Regions from separate parts of the Homo sapiens genome. Here region 1 is linked to region 2. Evidence: read pairs that join two places in POLR2A ChIA-PET (ENCODE). Cell type or tissue: A673. All regions are shown on one strand. Each heading gives the region's core, and the rest is flanking DNA. Links, peaks and the distances in the headings are about the cores only.

What was found. Peaks named below come from ENCODE experiments on the same cell type or tissue, not always from the same donor. Only the 100,000 strongest peaks of a DNase experiment are listed, where the experiment ranks them.
Region 1: POLR2A ChIA-PET joins it to region 2 with 5 read pairs; 8 of 35 experiments call an interaction of 5 or more read pairs at or near these places.

What each region holds. Positions count from the first base shown.
Region 1 is chr1:236,608,126-236,618,564 of GRCh38, forward strand. No RefSeq gene overlaps it. Among named protein-coding and RNA genes, the nearest start is that of HEATR1, 8.8 kb to the left of the region's middle. In A673, for the core only: no CTCF peak of the experiment used is centred there; no DNase peak of the experiment used is centred there.
Region 2 is chr1:236,503,087-236,513,525 of GRCh38, forward strand. No RefSeq gene overlaps it. Among named protein-coding and RNA genes, the nearest start is that of LGALS8, 16 kb to the right of the region's middle. RefSeq lists an enhancer at 83-377. In A673, for the core only: no CTCF peak of the experiment used is centred there; a DNase peak (open chromatin) is centred at 4,375.

The DNA.
Region 1 (10,439 bases), core at 3,480-5,979, 110 kb after region 2:
AACAGTACAATCCACGGATATTCAGTGTATTCAGACAGGGTTGTCTTTTACTTTCAGGACAAGGGACAAGAGACCTATTTCCCACAAACTTAAATGCATAAATCATGAGGGTCTATGTTTAGGTTTATAGGTTATGCCACAGTAGTGCTAAATGGCAGGTTTTGAAAGGCAGGTTCCCACATTTTTAAGCAAATTTATTTTGTATGATTTGTGATATGCAGAGATCACGATCTAAGGATGATGTTGAAGACTTTCTCGTGTTTACTACTAAATCCTAACTACCAAATAAAGTACCTGGAACGTGGTTAACAATACATATTTATTTATCGAATGAATGAATGAATATAAATGTGCATAAGCTGTATCTGTATCTCCTTCCTGTTCAAGAAATGTGTATCAGAATTCAAGTGAATAAGTGTAGCATTATTATAGGAATAACTTAGAATTATTCTAACTATAATAAAAGTAAAATTTTCACAAACTTCAAAGTTTAATTATTAGTAGAGTGTTTACATCATATATCACAACTGATGGGATACCATCCACTTGAAAATATATCTGTTGCTGGGCTCAGTGGCTCACGCTTGTAAACCCAGCAGGTTGAGAGGCCAAGGCTGGCATATCGCTTGAGCCCAGGAATTCAAGACCAGTCTGAGCAACATGGGGAAACTCCACCTCTGCAATGAGCACAAAAATTAGCCGGGCATGGTAGCACGCCCTGGGAGGCTGAAAATGGGAGGATCAGTTGAGCCTGGGAGGATCAATTGAGCCTGGGAGGCAGAGGTTGAAGTGAGCTGAAATTGCACCACTGAACTCCAGCCTGGGTACCAGAGGGAGTCGCAAAAAGTAAAAAGAAAGAAAGAAAGAAAAATAACGAGAAAAGAAATAGGATGTGTGTAATTAGCAATGTAAAGTCAACATATGAAATCTACATTTTGGCAATATGCTAAAAAAAATTGACTAGTTAAATGATTGAGAAGTATGTGTTTCGTCATATTGCATCCCAAACAAATTTATTTGCATTTTTATAAGCTTGAGCACTTGTGCTCTTGCTACCAAAAAATTTATAATTTTTTTTTTTTTTTTTTTTTTTGGTTATTTTGAAATGTACTGGGAGGGAGCTAGGAATTAAAAAAAAAAAAAAAGATTTGGAAATCAACAGGAGCAAGTTCCTGAAACATCTTTGGAAACCGGCAGGTGGCACCAAAGCATTTTCCTGACCCCAGAGGGCATTCAGGGTATCCCCAGTTGCCTCATGGAAGTATCAGTTTTCACACTTTTTAAAATGGAAAATTATATACAATTATCTAAAAATTGGTTCATGAAAGCTTCCATGTGTCATAAAAATGCCATAAAAATAATGCCTTCGAAGGTTGTTTAGAGAACTACAGGACTTAACAATATTTAGATATTCTTGGCTAATGAGAATCATTCAAAGTCATTGTTTAATAAATACATTAAATTTAGATGTGGGTAGCCTGAATCCCTTTCTTCTCTCATCCTCACCACATTCTAAGTTAGCTTCTATTGACTATTTGCCACTGGGGACACTTCTTATTGATGAGGGCAATGGTGAAGTAGAGAACTGGGAAAGCCAGCAGGTGAAACCAGCATATTTATCATATAAATATGGTAGCAAAGAATTATCCAGGACAGTTTTGGGGAGGAGATGAGGGACAAAGGACTTGGTTCTATGTGAGATGGTTTTGAAGGGAAATTTGGGACAGAAAGAGTTTTGGGAGGAAGTTGGAGAGAAGGGCAACTCCCTGTGTGAGATAATATTACATACTAGATGGATAGGAAATAGAGAGAAAAAAAGATTTTTGTTTTATGTTTGGATTCTTCCTTAGGTATTCTTAAAAGACTTATGTGAAAATTTCAATTTATTTTTAGTTCTATTTGAGAGTGACTAGTATTTCTTTTTTTCTTTTGAGATGGAGTTTCACTCTTGTCCACCAGTGGTATGATCTCAGCTCACTGCAACCTCCACCTCCCAGGTTCAAGAGATTGTCCTGCCTCAGCCTCCCAAGAAGCTGGGATTACAGGTGCCCACCACCACCCCAGGATAATTTTTGTATTTTTAGTAAAGAAGGAGTTTCACCATGTTGGCCAGGCTGGTCTCAAACTCCTGACCTCAAGTGATCTGCCTGCCTCAAACTCCCAAAGTGCTAGGATTACAGGTGTGAGCCACCGTGCCCAGCCACTAGTATTTTTTATAGTGAAATTCTATGTTGTGGCTGGTTTCGAGACCCAGTAAGCCAGTCTAGTTTTATGTGGGTTATTGGAAGAAAGAGACAAAGATATCAGTATTTCCTAGTTACATGATTATATACCTAGAAAAGCCAAGGATTCCATTCTATAAACAGCTGGAATCAGTATGGAATATAGGAAACTAGGCAGCGCAAATATACACACACAGATACATATATAATGTGCTGCCAACATTTATCTACAACTGTAGGAAAATAAGCTGACCAGAAAAAGAGCCAATTTCCAATAGCAACACACACACACACACACACACACACACACACACACACACACACACAGAGTACCTGAGAGTAAATTAAACTTATAAGAAGATCTTCATGAATAAAACTATAAAACCTTATGGAAAATTAAAACAAAAGATTTTTGAGTGAGTGGAGAAGATGGATTGTTATATCAGATGGATTGTTATATTATGTTCCTGGATAGGAAAACTAACGTGTAAAATGCTTATTTGCCAACCCTAAGTTAATTTACATATTTAATTCAGTCTCAAGAAAAATCCCAGAGTGGTTTTTTAAATTTGACAAAATGATTCCAAAGTATATATAAAAGGATAAGTATAGTAGAATACCTTTAAAAAATTCTCGGAGAAACATTTAATGGAAAAATATAACAGGGTATATTAGCATTATCAGATATTAAAAATATGTGGCAAAGCAGCGGAAGGTAAAGGAGTATAGTTCCAGGGTAAAAACTGACAAATAGATCCCCAGGACCAAATAGTTAATTCAGAAATGGACTCCAATATATGTGAGTATTTAATATAGCACAAAAGAAGCATAAAAAAACCATCAGGGCCGGGTGCAGTGACTCACGCCTGTAACCCCAGCACTTCAGGAGACCAAGGTGGGCGGATCACCTGATGTCAGGAGTTTGAGACCAGCCTGGCCAACATGGCAAAACCATGTCTCTACTAAAAATACAAAAATTAGCTGGTTATGGTGACCGGCGCCTGTAATCCCAGCCACTGGGGAGGCTGAGGCAGGAGAATTGCTTGAAACCGGGAGGTGGAGATTGCAGTGAGCTGAGATTGTACCACTGCAGTCCAGCCTGGGTGACAGTGAGACTCTGTCTCAAAAATAAAGAAATAAAAAACCATCAGGGAAGAAAATGTTCACTAATTAATGTTAAGTAATTAACACTAATTAAGTTAAGTAATTTTGGTGGAATAAAAATACAACAATAGATATCCATCTCAATCTATACACAAGAATGGAATCCAGAGTACCTAAATAAATTACGGTTTTGAACAGGATGGAATAACAGAGATCATATTTATTCTCCCATTGGAAGTAACCAAAAAATGGATGCAATATATGAAACAATAGTTTTTAAGACTCTATCATCAGGCAACTAAGTTACTAGTGAGCCCACACAGATATGAAATAAATGAGGTGAGCCTAGGAGTGCCCCAGTTTACTGCCTTGGGAGAGTTTCCAGACAGCCCAAGGAGGAAACCCAGGCAAAGCACAATCAACCCTCTGAGCTGAAGAATATTCAGCCGAGTACTAGTCAGGTCTTCCTTGTGGGAACACTACCCAAAGCTGAGGAAAGAACCATCTGAAAGGATTAGAGGAAGCAATACCTACATTCACAGAGCTGGGAATAGAGCCTGTTCCTACCAGTGAGATTGAAAATCTCATGATTCACAGTGTTGTGCAAAGTATACTGAAGGGTCTGGCCTCACAAGTGAGGAATAATTGGCTCTAGACTGAGCACTGCTCTGGACCCACCTAATACATCTCAAAGCAAAACCTGAAAGATAAAGCCATTTTCAAGACCTAGCCACATTCTAGAACAATGCTCAAGAATATCTATCTGTAGGATATACAAAAATATCCAACACCCAACAAGGTAAAATTCCCCAGTGTCTGGGATCCAATAAAAAAATTACAAATCATGCACAAACCTAAGAAAATACTACCATCATGAGGAGAAGCACCCATTGAAACGGACCCAGAACTGACACAGGTGTTAGAATTAGTCAACAAAGACAATTAGTATAACTATATTCCACATGTTCAAAAAGTTAAATAGAAACATGGAAGGTTTTTTTAAAGAGAACTACATTGAACTACCATAGAAGAAAACTATAATGTATGAGATGAAAAATACACTAGATGAGAAGAATAGCAAAGTAGATATTATAGAGGAAAATATTAGTGAAGTTGAAAGCATAGCAATAGAAACTATCCAAAATGAAACATACAAACACACAGAGAAAAGAGAATTTTTTTGAAATAAACTAAGCAACAATAAATTGTGGGACAACTTCAATGGACTAATCTATGTGTAACTGGAGTGCCCAAAAGAGGCGGGGGGACAAAATATATTTAAGGAGAAAATGGCCATTTTCCAGACTTGAAAAAAAATGACCAATCCATATATCCAAACAACTCAATAAGCACCCACACAAGAAACAGGGAAAAAACGACCTTGAAGCTCATTATACTCAAAATGCTAAAGAAGTTAGATAAAAACTTAAATAGTAGAAAAAGAAGAAATAATAGAATTGCATGTTTATCAATTTTAAGGAGACTATGAGAGACGACGTCCTAGAAGTTTCAGAAAAAAAAATATTGAGGAAAAGATCAGCAGATGTAACTACATATAAACTAAAAATTCAAGTATGTTCTACTTTTTAAAATAGTGCATAAACAAATTAAACAAATTGAAGAGACAAGCAATAGAGTAGAAAACAACAAATGTAGAAGATAAAAGGATATTACATATGCTTATTTGTATGTATATAATACATATCACATAATAATATAATATAATACATGTATAATATAATACATATCCCATAATAATAATTAAAAACACTAAGATTTTAATAAACTGCCAAAACAATAACCAAAAGATTCACATACAACAAATCTAACTATTAAATTTACAGGAAAATGTTCAACCCTGTTAGAAAGAATAATGTAAAGAATAATTTGTAGATTAGAATAATGCATTTTATACCAAAGAAATTAGAAAATTTTTAAAGCAATAGTTTTATAAAGTAATGTTATTTATTATTTCATAATGATAATTTAAGATTTAGTAATATTATTTAAAGTAATATTATTTATTCCTGGAAAAGGCATATTTTAATTCATATTTTCATGCATTACCAGTGATAGTATAAAGTGGTATCAACCTTTCAGAAGCAATTTGGAACTATGCGTCAAGGACTCAACATATGTTCATACCCATGAATTTACTGATTCCATTTCTGGAAATCTTTTTTTTTTTTTTTCTGAGACAGAGCCTTACTCTGTCACCCAGGCTGGCGTGCAGTGGCACAATCTCGGCTCACTGCAACCTCTGCCTCCCGGGTTCAAGCAATTCTCCTTGCCTCAGCCTCCCAAGTAGCTGTGATTACAGGTGCCTGCCACCACATCCGGCAATTTTTGTATTTTTAGTAGAGACAGGGTTTCGTCACGTTGGCCAGGCTGGTTTTGAACTCCTGACCTCAAGTGATCCACATGCCTCAGCCTCCCAAAGTGCTGGGATTACAGGCGTGAGCCACCGTGTCTGGCCTCATTTCTGGAAGTCTTTAACAAGCCAGCATTCCATAGCTGGCTTGTTAAAGACTGTATGGGATGGTGAATTTTAAAAATATATGGTTATATACAGCTAAGTATAAATACAATTTATGTAAGTATATATATTTAAACATAAACTTATAAAAACAATAGTTTGACAGTTTTAAACAAAAATAATCAAGGATTCTTTTTCTAATTTATCTATTGGTACCCATGATTTTTTTACATGATGTCATTTTCCCTTTTAAATCAGCCTCTAATATTTAAACCTTGATATATATAGTTTAAATTTCTTTCCCATAAATGGCTCCACATAAATTACTTGCTAGAGACTATATATTAACAATTATTTAAATACCAATGCACATTTTGGTTTATGCTATTTTAAAGACTTTTTTTTTAGACTGAAATCTAAGGGCTTACTTTGAAGAAGACATTCAGTTCTAAGAGCCAGGTTTCTATAACAGAAGACATAATGGAATGAATTTACTCCTTTAAATTTACTTATAAAGACATTTGGAAATTTTTTATTATGTATGTCAGAGGACCTGTCTGTAAAAGTCATTGTACATGTAAAAATTTTGAGTTACAAGTGAATTGCAAACTTTGAAGAATTTAAGGTCTTAATTAAAGGGTAATATATTTATATCTAATGCCATTATTATTTTTACTTTCAGAAAGTTAAATGGAGGGATATATCACATCCAAAAACTTCAACATTGGACAGGTCAAAATTATTTGAACATTTTGAAGGTTGGAAGGATGATGGTATACCTTTAAGAAACTACTTTGATGGGTACTAGCAAAGTGAGTCCTATCATACTTCACACATATCATTGGTTTTGTGTTTTCATTGAATGTGCTTTCAAATGTTTCAAAAGGTCTCAGAATCTTTAGGGAACCGTGGTTATTGTACAAGCAGCATATCAAAGAAGACTATACAAATAACGATACGATACCTCTCATGCCTCGTTCTTCCAGTAATAAGGAGTTTGGGATCCCTGTGCCCATTGACATTTTTCCCAGAGACGTGATTTGTTAGTAGTTTGCATAATTTGTAAGTGTAGCTTATTTGACAAAGCAGTACTTTGTAGTAATCTGTGCCAAGATCACCAATAAAATGAGTCTTCAAGTAATTTCAGATTCATCACTATGTCATTCAAGGCAAGTCAATTCAATGAACCTTAACTACAGTTCTACAAAATGCCTGGCACTCTAATAAATGATAGAAAGATGGCCAATATACAGGGCCCATGGTTAGCCAGAAAGAAGCCTTAGGAGAGTCTGGTTCAGAAAGGAGGCAGGTCAGATAAACCATGCCAACCATCAGGGTTATAGAGATTGAGGGCATGGAGGGGTCAACCTTCCCTGGGGAGTTCATCTTTCCAGGGAAGATGACATTTGAACTGCATCTTGAAAGGTTGACTAGAAACAAGCCAGGGTATGATACTCCAGGGAACAAATCATTCCGGGCAGTGGGTTGGCATGTAAAAGGCACAGAGACATGAAGCAGAGCATTCGAGGAACTACCAGACTGATCGCACTAGTCCATGGGGTGTGCTAGAAGGAAAAACCAAGGAACCAGTTGGAGCAAGTGATGGAGTTTGGAAATGGAAGATGTTCTAAATTGCAGGTGGTTGATTCTGGCCAAGGAGCGGAGGTTACGTTGGAGCGGCGAAGGCTGATGACAGAGAGACCAGTAACGTGGTGATCGCAATAGTTCAGTACCGGTGTTATGTTAACATTTCAGTAAGTTTCCCTACAGATATCATTTTAAAACAATTTCTTCCATTTTATAGTATAATTGATTGAAATTAAAAGTGTTAAGGGTTTTAAAACTGTGCAAGAAATTTATGAAATAAAAAGAGCTATCAGAAAGGAAGGCACTACACAAAAACTAATGGCAACTAAGAAAGGCTTTGCAGAGCTTAGGGGTAGCTCACCAGTGTCTTAAATCTAAGCCAAACTGCCACTCAAAAGACACTGTAACACTAAATGGAAGAACTGCGTGCTCAAGCCAGAAGGGCACATCAATCAAACTAACTTTCCCCTGGTAGATTTTCCATTGCTCTGTCATAATCTTTTTTTGTCCCCCTTAGGGCTAACTGAAAGTTAGATTAGCATTAGTGCAATATCTATGTGTCCAAAATGTAGACAGAAAGAAGACATTAGCTGAGATGGTTTCATCAGCACAATTATTATCGTTCCTTATAGAGTCCCTGCCAAATGCTGGATTTTGCAAAGCGAGAACTTTTTAGATGAAATACCAAGCTTCTGTCCTTGCTTTATAATAAGCAGTGTTAAACAATTAAATATTTTTAGACTTTGGGTGTGTGTGTGTGTTTGTGTGTGTGTGTTATGTTTTCTCTATTTTAGCTAAACTTGCTGAAAATAGCAACATTTGTCTTCCTTCACTTCAGATAAGATTGACAGGTGGCACTGTCTACATCTCGTCTACCTGGATGCCTTCTACCCCACCTCCTCTGGAACTCGCAGTAGAAACTCTCAGGTCTGGGCATTGTAGCTTCACAGATGGGTCAGGAAGGGCCCAGAAGAGTCCACTGCAACACCAGCCATTTGTGTCTTCAGGTAAAGCAATTATGTTTTCCACAGTTCTGCAGCATTTTCGAAGTGTAAACGTCCTTAGAGACCATGCTATTCAGCTCTTCATTATATAGATGAAGAAAGTTTCAGTAAAATTCCATTTTCACTGATTAGATTGGCAAAGTATAAAAAAGATTTACAATATTCAGTGGTGGTGAAGGTGTAAAGGGGAGCATCTTCGTTCCTGTTGAGGAAAACATCAAGCTGTACATTTTTGGAGGGCAGTTTGGCACTACCTGTACAATAGTTCTTTTGAGACAGGGTCTCACTGTGTCATCCGGGCTGAGTGCAGTGGTTCAATCACGGCTCATTGCAGCTTTGACTTCCCAGGCTCAAGTGATCTTCCCACCTCAGCCTCCTGAGTAGTTGGGACTACAGGTGTGTATCACTATGCCCAGATAATTTTTGATTTTTTGTAGAGATGGGGTCTTGCTATGTTGCCCAGGCTGGTCTAAAACTCCTGGACTCAAGCAATTCCCCTGCCTCAGCCTCCCAAAGTGCTGAGATTACAGGTGTGAGCTACCGTGCCCTGCCACAAATTTAAAATACATATAGACTTTGACTCAGCAATTCTATTTTTAAAAATTTATTTATTTACTTTATTTGATGTTGAACAGGGTTTCGCTCTGTCACCCAGGCTGGAGTGCAGCGGCGTGATCATGGCTCACTGCATCCTTGATCTCCCAGGCTCAAGTGATCCTTTCAACAAGTGATTCTCCTACCTTAGCCTCCCAAGGAGCTGGGAGTACAGGTGTGTACCACAATACCCGGCTAATTTTTTAATATTTTGTAGAGATGGGGTTTTGCCATGTTGCCCAGGCTGGTCTTGAACTCATGAGTTCAAGCAATCTGCCCATCTCAACCTGCCAAAGTGCTGGGATTACAGGCATGAGCCAGCAATTCCATTTTCAGAAAGCTATCTTAAAGAATCCTAATACATATGCATGAGGATATATGTATAGTTGTGCTTATTGAAAAATTTTTAGATGGTAAAAATCTAGTGTCAATCTAAGTGTCCATCAGTGATGGGAATTGTTAAATAAATGAAAGTATCTCTGTGTCATGAAATATAAGACTGCAGCAGGAAAGAATGTCCATGATATACTGTTAAGTGGAAAAAGCAAGTTAGAGGACAATAGTCTGATTCCATTTTTATAAAAAATATTTAAATGCTTATAGAGAAATATACAAAGTGATATATACCAAATTTTTAACAGAGATTATATTATGAGGTAGACTCAGAGTGAGGCAAAGTACATTTTTACTCTATATATTTAAATATTGCTTAAAATTTTTGTAATAAGCATGTATTACTTTCGTCCTTTTTTTAAGGAAGAAAAATCTGAGACTCAGATAAATGAAATAACTTGTTCAAATCACTCGAATGTTTAGTGACAAAGATAAGACCAGCCCCCAGGTTTCGAATCCCAGTCCAGTGCTTTTTCTACCAAACCAAGATCTAAGAGACATTTACCTGAACCTCTGGCTTTCTGTAGATCTAGTCAGATTTTGTATTTCTTCATAAAGTAATTATAAAATAGATAATTTACTGCTTTTATCAAGACATATAAATTTCTGAACCTCTAAACCAACAGTGTATTCCTCTTTAGATTTTTTTCTCTGTATTCTTTGGTTATTCCCGAAGAAATATTCACTTATGGTTACTAGAATGACCAATTTTGACCACTTCCCTAACCACTAATCCACAAACACAGGATTGAAATCACACATTGGGGCCAGGCATGGTGGCTCATGCCTGTGATCCCAGCACTTTGGGAGGCTGAGGCGGGCAGATCACCTGAGGTCAGGAGTTCAAGAACAGCCTGGCCAACGTGGCAAAACCCCGTCTCTACTAAAAAATACAAAAATTAGCCACGTGTGGTGGCAGGCGCCTGTAATCCCAGCTACTCAGGAGGCTGAGGCAGGAGAATCATTTGAACCCAGGAGGTGGAGGTTTCAGTGAGCCGAGATCATTGCACTCCAGCCTGGCCGACAGAGCAAGACTCCATCTCAAAAACAAAAACAAAA
Region 2 (10,439 bases), core at 3,074-5,573:
AAGAAATAAAAAGATGAGGATCTGTATGCTTGAGGGGTGGAGGTGGGGGGCTTGGGTGGGAGTGTGGGATGGGCAGAAAGCTGGAGGGAGCCCTGGACCGACTGCATTCCACAGAGGATTGTGGGTGCAACGTAGGTGGCAGATTGAGAAAAGCAAACAAACAAGCTCAGCCTTTGGAGCTTCGGGGAAGAAAAAAAGCTGAGCAGTGAATGCTGGCTTCCCACGGAGAAGGCAGGCTGCTTCGCCAGCTCACATCCTTCCGCGCACCCACTTCCTCTTTCCGGAGGTCACTTTAGATTGCTTTATGGCAGGATCTCCAGGTCACAGGAATGTTATGTTTCGACTGGGGTTTCCCCCTCCCCTGGGATGCCTGGGCCAGCTCCCCAAGGGCTAGTCTCTGTCCCAGGCCCCACACTCCCATAGCACTCAGCAAAAGCCTAGAGAGAGCACCGCAAAATGCCAAACGCAACAGGACCGCGTAGGAAGAAGACGCTTGGAATGACAGGGACACTAGAACTGCCCATGGTCGTGGTCTCAAATTTTTGTTCCATGGTCTGAAATACTAAAAGTTCTTAAACAGCTACTTGATTTCATACTATTGTTTTGAAGAAAACAGTGTTTGTTTGTTGTTTTGTTTGTTTGTTTGTTTGAGACAGAGTTTTGCTCTTGTTGCCGAGTTTGGTCCATGTTGGTCAGGCTGGTCTCGAACTCCTGACATCAGGTAATCCACCCACCTCTGCCTCCCAAAGTGCTGGGATTACAGGAAAACAGTTGTTTCTTTAAAACAATTATATAGGCTGGGCACGGTAGCTCATGCCTGTAATCCCAGCACTTTGGGAGGCTGAGGTGGGTGAATTACCTGAGGTCAGCAGTTCGAGACCAGCCTGGCCAACATGGTGAACCTCCGTCTCTACTAAAAATGCAAAAAATTAGCCGGGCGTGGTGGTGCATTCCTGTAATACCAGGTACTCAGGAGGCTGAGGCAGGAGAATCACTTGAACCCAGGAGGTGGAGGTTGCAGTGAGCTGAGATGGCACCACTGCACTCCAGCCTGGGCAACAAGAGCAAAACTCCATCTCACAATCTCAAAAAAATAAAATAAAATAAAATAAAATAAATGGTTATATAAGCTACCTTATTGATGCAGTTACAAATGAGCCGCTGAAACATATAAATTTTAAAGAACAAGCCACATATCTTTCATCACCCACAGCTTCACCAACTAAAGGTGTATGTAGTACTTTTGTGGAAGGCATTTCCACATGCTTTGAGGGACCTTGAAATACTGCTATGATTACATGATTTTTCTAAAACCAGACTACTCCTACATTACAAGAATTGAAAAGTTCAGAGTAAATATTTGTAAGACCTAGAAAAGATGATGTTCTTTAAAAAAAACGATGCCCATCTTTGTAGCGAAAAGAAAGAGAGATCAGACTGTTACTGTGTCTATGTAGAAACAGAAGACATAAGAGACTCCATTTTGAAAAAGACCTGTACTTTAAACAATTGCTTTGCTGAGATGTTGTTAATTTGTAGCTTTGCCCCAGCCACTTTGACCCAACTACTTTGACCCAACCTGGAGCTCACAAAAATATATGTTGTATGAAATCAAGGTTTAAGGGATCTAGGGCTGTGCAGGACGTGCCTTGTTAACAAAATGTTTGCAAGCAGTATACTTGGTAAAAGTCATCGCCATTCTCTAGTCTCAATAAACCAGGGGCACAAGGCACTGTGGAAAGCCGCAGGGACCTCTGCCCTGGAAAGCGGGGTGTTGTCCAAGGTTTCTCCCCATGTGGTAGTCTGAAATATGGCCTCGTGGGATGAGAAAGACCTGACCATCCCCCAGCCCAACACCTGTAAAGGGTCTGTGCCGAGGTGGATTAGTCAAAGAGGAAAGCCTCTTGCAGTTGAGATAGAGGAAGGCCACTGTCTCCTGCCTGCCCCTGGGAACTGAATGTCTTGGTATAAAACCCGATTGTACATTTGTTCAATTCTGAGATAGGAGAAAAACCGCCCTATGGCGGGAGGCGAGACATGTTTGCAGCAATGCTGCCTTGTTATTCTTTACTCCACCGAGATGTTTGGGTGGAGAGAAACATAAATCTGGCTTACGTGCACGTCCAGTCATAGTAACTTCCCTTGAACTTAATTATGACGTAGATTCTGTTGCTCACATGTTCGTTGCTGACCTTCTCCTTATTATCACCCTGCTCTCCTACTACATTCCTTTTTGCTGAAATAACGAAGATAATAATCAATAAAAACTGAGGGAACTCAGAGATGGTGCCGGTGCAGGTCCTTGGTATGCTGAGCGCCGGTTCCCTGGGCCCACTGTTGTTTCTCTATACTTTGTCTCTGTGTTTTATTTATTTTCTCAGTCTCTCGTCCCACCTGACTAGAAATATCCACAGGTGTGGAGGGGCAGGCCACCCCTTCACATCTTGTCTCCACTTCCTTGATTAAAAAAAAGAAAAGAAAAAAAAATTTGCCGAAGTTGGATTCATTCACAGAATTCTACACATTAAAAATGTTGCAGGTCGGGTGTGGTGGCAGCTCCCAAAGCTGCCTATAATCCCAGCGCTTTGGGAGGCTTGAGCCCAGGAGGTCAAGGCTGCAGTGAACTGAGATCGCACCACTGCACTCCAGCCTGGGCGACAGAGCAAGACCCTGTCTCAAAGAAAAAAAAAAAAACAGAAAAAAATAACGTTACAGAAAAAGTACAATATTTTTAATATATATATATATATTTTTTTTTTCTGAGACAGAGTGTTGCTCTGTCACCCAGGCCGGAGAGCTATGGCTCGATCTCAGCTCACTGCAACCTCCACCTCCCGGGTTCAAGCGATTCTCCTGCCTCAGCCTCCCGAGTAGCTGGGATTACAGGCACCCACCACCACGCCTGGCTAATTTTTGTATTTTTAGTAGAGACGGGGTTTCCCCATGTTGGCCAGGCTGGCCTCGAACTCCTGACTTTATGATCCGCCTGCCTTGGCCTCCCAAAGTGTTGGGATTACAGGTGTGAGCCACCATGCCCAGCCAAAAGTACAATATTTTTAATGACATATAAAGATGTTCATTCTTTGTGGTTGCCCTGGGTGAGAGGGACTATTGATACTCAATAGTGTTTCTTTTGTTTCTACATTGTTTCTATAGTGAAAATACGCATTGGCTTTGTATTAAAAAATGTATAGTAAAAATGGTTTTATTAAAAATAGCAAATAACTACAAAAACTCCATTGCAATGGAAAGCAGCCCTTGGATTTTCTAGTTGAATGAAACGAGTAATTTATCCAATGTTAGAAATGTCTAAAGGCTCGCTCAGGTTTCATGAGCAGAACAGGAATTGTATATCCAATTAAATGTGAAATTGCAATGCCTGGTGCGGTGGCTTATGCCTGTAATCCCAGCACTTTGGGAAGCCGAGGCAGGGGATCGCTTGAGCCCAGGAGTTCGAGACCACCATGGGTAACATGGGGAGGCCCCATCTCTACAAAAAATAAAAATCGTTAGCCGGGCAGGTTGGTGCATGCTTGTGTTCCCAGCTACTTGGGAGGCTGAGGTGGAAGGATCCTCTGAGCCCAGGAGGATGAGGCTGCAGTGAGACATGATCGATGCACTCCAGCCTGGATGACAGAGTGAGACCCTGTCTCAAAAAAAAAAAAAAAGAAAAGAAAGTACAATCGCAATTAAATGTCTTTGCGTTGGTGGCTCCTGACCAAATTCCCTAAGCAAGCAGTATGTTAATGAGCAGAGGGGCCACAGCTCACCTTGCTCAATTAAAGGCAGGAGCAGGCCGGGCGTGGTGGCTCACGCCTGTAATCCCAGCACTTTGGGAGGCCAAGGTGGGCGGATCACGAGGTCAAGAGATCGAGACCATCCTGGCCAACATGGTGAAACCCTGTCTGTACTAAAAATACGAAAATTAACTGGGCATGTGGCATGAGCCTGTAATCCCAGCTACTCGGGAGGCTGAGGCAGAAGAATTGCTTGAACCCGGGAGGTGGAGGTTGCAGTGAGCCGAGATTGCACCACTGCCCTCCAGCCTGGTGACAGAGCGAGACTTCATCTTAAAAAAAAAAAAAAAAAAGGCAGGAGCAAGTATGGGCCAGACAGAAATCAAGGTGTAAATTGGGCAGATCCTCAGGCCCAGTGCTGAATTTTGGTTTGATGAAATAAAACATTACATTTCAAGGTTGGCAGAGAGGAATGAAGGTGGAAGAGGAATCTAGGGCCATTTAGGGAAGCCATGAAGCCTCCTGCCCACACTAGTGGGTAGAGTGGAGCCAGGCGTTTTGCTAGGGCTTGCTATATCTCTTGGCAGGGTGCTCTGCTGCCAAAGCCAAGAATTCTAAATTAGATTAAATAGCCAGAAAGAATGTTAAACATTTGGACATGATATCCTCCCTCACAGATTAGCTAGAGTGTAGTTCTGCTGTGCTAGATACTTAAATAAATACCTCCCTAGCTGTGAAGCCTGCTTATCACAGTACTATATTTTAGGATGAGGTCATTATTTTCCTATGCATACACATGCATTGTATAATCTTGCCAATGTAGGTCAGCCCAAAAGAAGTGACAAATGTGTAGAACACACATTGGACTAGCTTGGGACAAAATTAGTATACCTAAAGATGACAGATTTCTTAACTAATTTTATGAGCCATGCAGCTTTGTATTCTAGCAGAGACAGACATTAGGAATCTTATAAAATCAAAAATTTTAATTTTTGCCTGAATAGCTCCAAAGGGCTAAGATCTCAAGCAAATGCGTGTAGGTTTTGTTTTTGTGGTTGTTGTTGTTTTTAGAGACAGGGTCTTGCTCTGTCACCCATGCTGAAGTGCAGCGGTGCAGTCCTAGCTCACTGCAGCCTTGACCTCTCAGGCTTAAGTGATCCTCCTGCCTTAGCCTCCCGAGTAGCTGGGACTACAGGCGCATGCCACCACCCCGAGTAATTTTTTATTTTTATTTTTACTTTTGTAGAGACAGGGGTCTCAATATGTTGCTCAGGCTAGTATCTTTTTTCTTTTTGAGACAGTCTCGCTCAATTGCCCAGGCTGGAGTGCAGTGGTGCCATCTCGGCTCACTGCAAGCTCCGCCTCCCGGGTTCACGCCATTCTCCTGCCTCAGCCTCCCGAGTAGCTGGGACTACAGGCGCCCGCCACCATGCCCAGCTAATTTTTTTTGTATTTTTAGTAGAGACGGGGTTTCACCGTGTTAGCCAGGATGGTCTCGATCTTCTGACCTCGTGATCCACCCGCCTCAGCCTCCCAAAGTGCTGAGATTACAGGCGTGAGCCCTCGCGCCCGGCCCAGTCTTGTAACTTAACTTTAAAGCTACTTATTCCCAAATGAAGATGGGATGGTACACAGATTTTAAGTATTAGCTGGTTTGGAGCTTCTGTCTTTTAAAGCAACATTTTACTTTGCCACAGGGTGGTGGGGCGGGGGCCATCCTAGAAAGAAGAGTGTGAGTTTCATGGGATAGGGTCTGGGGAGGTGGCTGGAGGAGTTTAGGTTCTTTTGATATCTGTGGCTACACAGACAGATAACCAAGGAAAATGTCCAAACAGTGAAATTAAGTGCTCACTGCACTAACACAGAGAAGGACCCTGATGTCTGGCCGCAGGCCTTTGTTCTCATTGGCTTCAAAGAACTTCTTGATGTCTACCTTAATTTCATTATTATTTACCCAGGAGTCATTCAGGAGCAGGTTGTTCAATTGCCATGTAGTTATGTGGTTTTGAGTGAGTTTCTTAATACTGAGTTCTAATTTGATTGTGCTGTGGTCTGAGACACTGTTTCGATTTCAGTTCTTTTGCATTTGCTGAGGAATGTTTCATTTCCAATTATGTGGTCGATTTTAGAGTAAGTGCCACGTGACGCTGAGAAGAATACATATTCTGTTGATTTCGGGGGGGAGAGTTCTGTAGATATCTATTAGGTCCACTTGATCCAGAGCTGAGCTCAAGTCTTGAATATCCTTATTCATTTTCTGTCTCGTTAATCTGTCTAATATTGACAGTGGGGTATTCAAGTCTCCCACTATTATTGTGTGGAAGTTTAAGTCTCTGTGTAGGTCTCTAAAAACTTGTTTTATGAATCTGGGTGCTCCTGTATTGGGTGCATATGTATTTAGGAGAGTTAGCTCTTCTTGTTGAATTGCTCCCTTTACCATTATGTAATGCCCATCTTTGTCTTTTTTGATCTTTGTTGGGATAAAATTACATTTTATGTCCCCCTTCCTATAGTTTGTCACTGAGGGTTGGCAGAAGTTGAAAGGAAGAAGACATTTGGGTGTTTGGTTTGGGGTTATATTAGGTTATAAGGTTCATTGCCTCCACCTCTTTCAAAACATTTAGTTTCTAAATGAATCCAGCTTTAAATGACTGCAGGAGTGCCCATGCACAATTTTGTTTCTCAAATCTTTGGGATTTTTCCTTGAAGAATATTCACAGGGAATGGGGCTGTCTTGCTTCATAGTTACTCTTTTGTATACATGATCTCAAGAATCGCCTGATCACTGCTAGAGTTAAACCAATACACTAACTGCCTGAAGTGCTGAAAAGTCAAATGGGGGCTTAGAACCTCACTCCAGATCCTACACAAGCTGATGGTTCTGTTCCCAGAAACAACCCAGCTTCCTCATCATCTATGGCCAGTGCCTTGTAGCGGAGCTGGAGATCACCCTTTAGTGGGCTCTTCAGCTGGATCTAGAAATCAAATTGACACCAGGCAGATTAACAAGAGAAAAGTATACAGATTTTATTGCTTTTATATGTACTTGGGAATCTGCACAAGGGCAAAGTCCGAAGAGGTGGCCAAAGCAAGGTGCTTTTATACATTTTTAGAAAAAGAGCCAAAAAATTGGAGAAGAAATGATAGGACAAAGAAAATCTAGCCAGGCAGTAAATTTTCTAGGAGAATCACTAGGACATATATGAGGAAGGGTGTGTAAAACAGGTGAAAGATAAGGGCTAGTTCATTAAACATGTTTACTCTGGTCCATTGTAGCCTCTACGATAAGGAGTATTTTCTCGCTCTGGTGTGGACAGGGCACGCCTCCCAGAGCAACCTTTATCACTTACTGCATGCAGGAAGAGACAGGTCAGCCCGCCCTTCCTGAAACTACAATTTCTTCAGTGTTTTCAACTCAAAATAATCAATACCCCCCATCTGGCATATCTGGGGATGGCACGTCCTTTACTCCTTCAGGCTCTTCTCCCTGAAGGTCCTTTGCATAGTTGGGAATCTCCACCAGGAGGGGTAGCTCTTTGGTCTAAACCCATGGTGGCAGAGTTTCGACAATATTCCCAACTTAAATGTTTCTGATTCTGAGTGGTGGTTAGATCCCTTTGTACACCCCTGTCCCCAGTGCCTACAGAATGGGCATGTTAATAAGTGTTGGCTGAACATTCAATGATGGATAAGGAAGAATAGGAGGCAAGAGAGACGGTGGTCTCCAGTGCCAAGCCCCAGTGCTAACTGGGGTGATTTTTTTTCATGACTCATTTTCCTAAAATCACCCTCAAGGGTCCTACAAAACTCTTCCCAACAGCTAAATCACAGACTAATCTGGCCCATCGACGTCTTCCCTGATTATACTAATTTTTTTGTGTTTTTTTTTTTGAGATGGAGTCTTGCTCTGTCACCCAGGTTGGAGTGCAATGGCACTATCTCAGCTCACAGCAACTTCCACCTCCTGGGTTCAAGCGATTCTCCTGCCTCAGCCTCCTGAGTAGCTGGGACTGCCAGCATGCGCCACCATGCCCGGCTAATTTTTTTTTTTTTTTTTTTAGTAGAGATGAGATGGGGTTTCACCATGTTGGCCAGGGTGGTCTTGAACTCCTGACCGCAAGTGATCCGCTTGCCTCGGCCTCCCAAAGTGCTGGGATTACAGGTGTGAGCCACTGCGCCCGACCATATATTAATGGTTTTTGATGAATTTGTTCCATAGATTAAAATCTTGTGCCCCATCGCGTGTGGGGCTCCATCGCATGTGGGGCACAGGGTTCCTGAGTGTTTGTGGCTGTCAAACCAAGATGATTTCTTGCTTAATCAAGCAGATTTGAAAGTTCATCTCTGCTACCAGGAAGCACTTGCTCAACTCAGAAGACAATGTCCTATCAGTCTTTCACTATCACGCATCTGTTCTTCAAGATCCGTCAAATTAGCTCCAGTGAAACGGAGGCTAAAGTGAAACTTTTTCTCTTATATAGATTTTTATTCATAACTAGGGAAAAATTAGGCACCCACAGAAAAATAATAACCTAAAAAAATTAGGCTGAACGTAAGAAAAATTTGTGATGAAATAAACATTTCAATCAACAGAAAATATTTTTCTGACTTTTTATGTGCCACCATTAGTTACATCATTGAGAAAACAATATTTGTATTAAAAAAAGAGCTGGTGAAAATCTGGCAATTGGTCGGGCATAGTGGCTCGTGCCTGTAATCCCAGCACTTTGGAAGGCCGAGGCAGGCGGATCACTTGAGGTCAGGAGTTTGAGGCCAGCCTGACCCACGTGGTGCAACCCCCTCTCAACTAAAAATACAAAAATTAGCTGGGCGTGGTGGCAGGCGCATGTAATCCCAGCTACTAGGGAGGTTAAGGCAGGAGAATTGCTTGAATCTGGGAGATAGAGGTTGCAGTGAGCCGAGACTGAGCCACTGCCTTCCAGCCTGGTGACAGAGCAAGACTTCATCTCTCTCTCTTTTACTTTTTTTAAAGACTTCTTCTCAAAAATAAAAAGAAAGAAAGAAAATCTGGCAATCCAGTAAAAACTGGCCACTATGGCATGCATGTGCTATGCATAAACGTAAATTGATGCATAAACTTAATTTTAGAACTGGAAGGAAATCTGGAGTTCTTTAGGAGCCAGGTTTTACACATGCAGAAACCTAACAGCTTCAGTTTCGATTCGATAAAATTTGACTAACTAAACTTAAGATAAGCATAGTTACGCATTAGAGTATTAACTCTCAAACTTTTAAAAAAGAATTCTTCCTTTGCTTGTTAATTTTCTTTCTTTCTTTTTTTTTTTTTTGAGATAGGGTCTTGCTGTCGTCCAGGCCGAAGTGCAGTGACGTCATCATAGTTCACTGCAGCCTCTACCTCCCCGGCTCAAGTAATCCTCCTGCCTCAGCCTTCTGAGTATCTGGGACTACAGGCATGAGCCACCATGCCCAGCCTTTTCTTTTCTTTTCTTTCTTTTCTTTCTCTCTCTGTCTCTCTTTCTTTCTTTTTTCCTCCCTTTCTTCTTTTTTTTTGATGGAGTCTTGCACTATCGCCAGGCTGGAATGCAGTGGTGCGATCTTGGCTCACTGCAACCTCCGCCTCCGGGTTCAAGCAATTCTCCTGCCTCAGCCTCCTGAGTAGCTGAGACTACAGGTGTGTGCCACCACGCCAGCTAATTTTTTTATTTTTCTAGAGACGGGGTTTTACCATGTTGGCCAGGATGGTCTTGATCTCCTGACCTCATTCTCCACCTGCCTAGGCCTCCCGAAGTGCTGGGATTACAGGCATGAGCCACCGTACCTGGCCCTTTCTTTCTTTTTATCAAGACAACAACATGTCTTTATAGTGCTCCCAAGGCTAAAGTATACCTTACGTCTATGTAAACACTCAACCTGAGCTTTGCAATGGCCCATGTTGGCAGTAGTGCAAACAAAAACAATTATGAAACCCATTTTCCTTTGACAAAGAGAAATAAGTGGCAAGAATTGGTTCTTTCTCTTAGTATGGGTCTCTGAAAAGAACCAGATCAGTCAAAAGGGGAATATTTTTCTGAAGGGATAGGTTTGGCCTAGTGGCTTCTACCTCTTTTAGATGACTGCTGTTTCTCGTTTTAATGTTAAATAGACACTAATAGGAGAAATCACATTAATTCAGTCAACAAACATTTACTGAGCACTTCCTGTAGTCAGGCCCTCTGTTAACTTCTGGGAATACAATGACAACTCTGACAATCCCAACCCAAGGAGCCAACAAGTCCGGGAATAGAGACAGACAAGAAAACAGACAATTACAACTCTACCGTTAGAATAAAGGTACATTGAGAACTTGCAACAAATATTCCTCATCCCTTATCTTAATTATTCATAACATGTTTACCACCAATAAGAATAGCAATAACAATAAATGCCCAACTCAGACAGCAATGTCCATTTACCCTGTGTTTACACAGCATAATACAAGCAAGCTGTGGACAGAGATTCTCTTGTTTAGTCCTCACAACTCTGCAAGGTGGGTTTTATTACTCTCCATTTCTAGATAAAGGATCTCACCTAATATTACATGGGCCAGTGGTCTTCCAGTTGGGGTATGCACAACCCTAGGGGTAGGTGAGGACCCTGCCTGGGGTCTTCAGGTGGGGACCATCAACCTCCATTTGTACTCTTTTCTGAACATTGGTCTGAGACAGAAAGTCCCTGCAATTA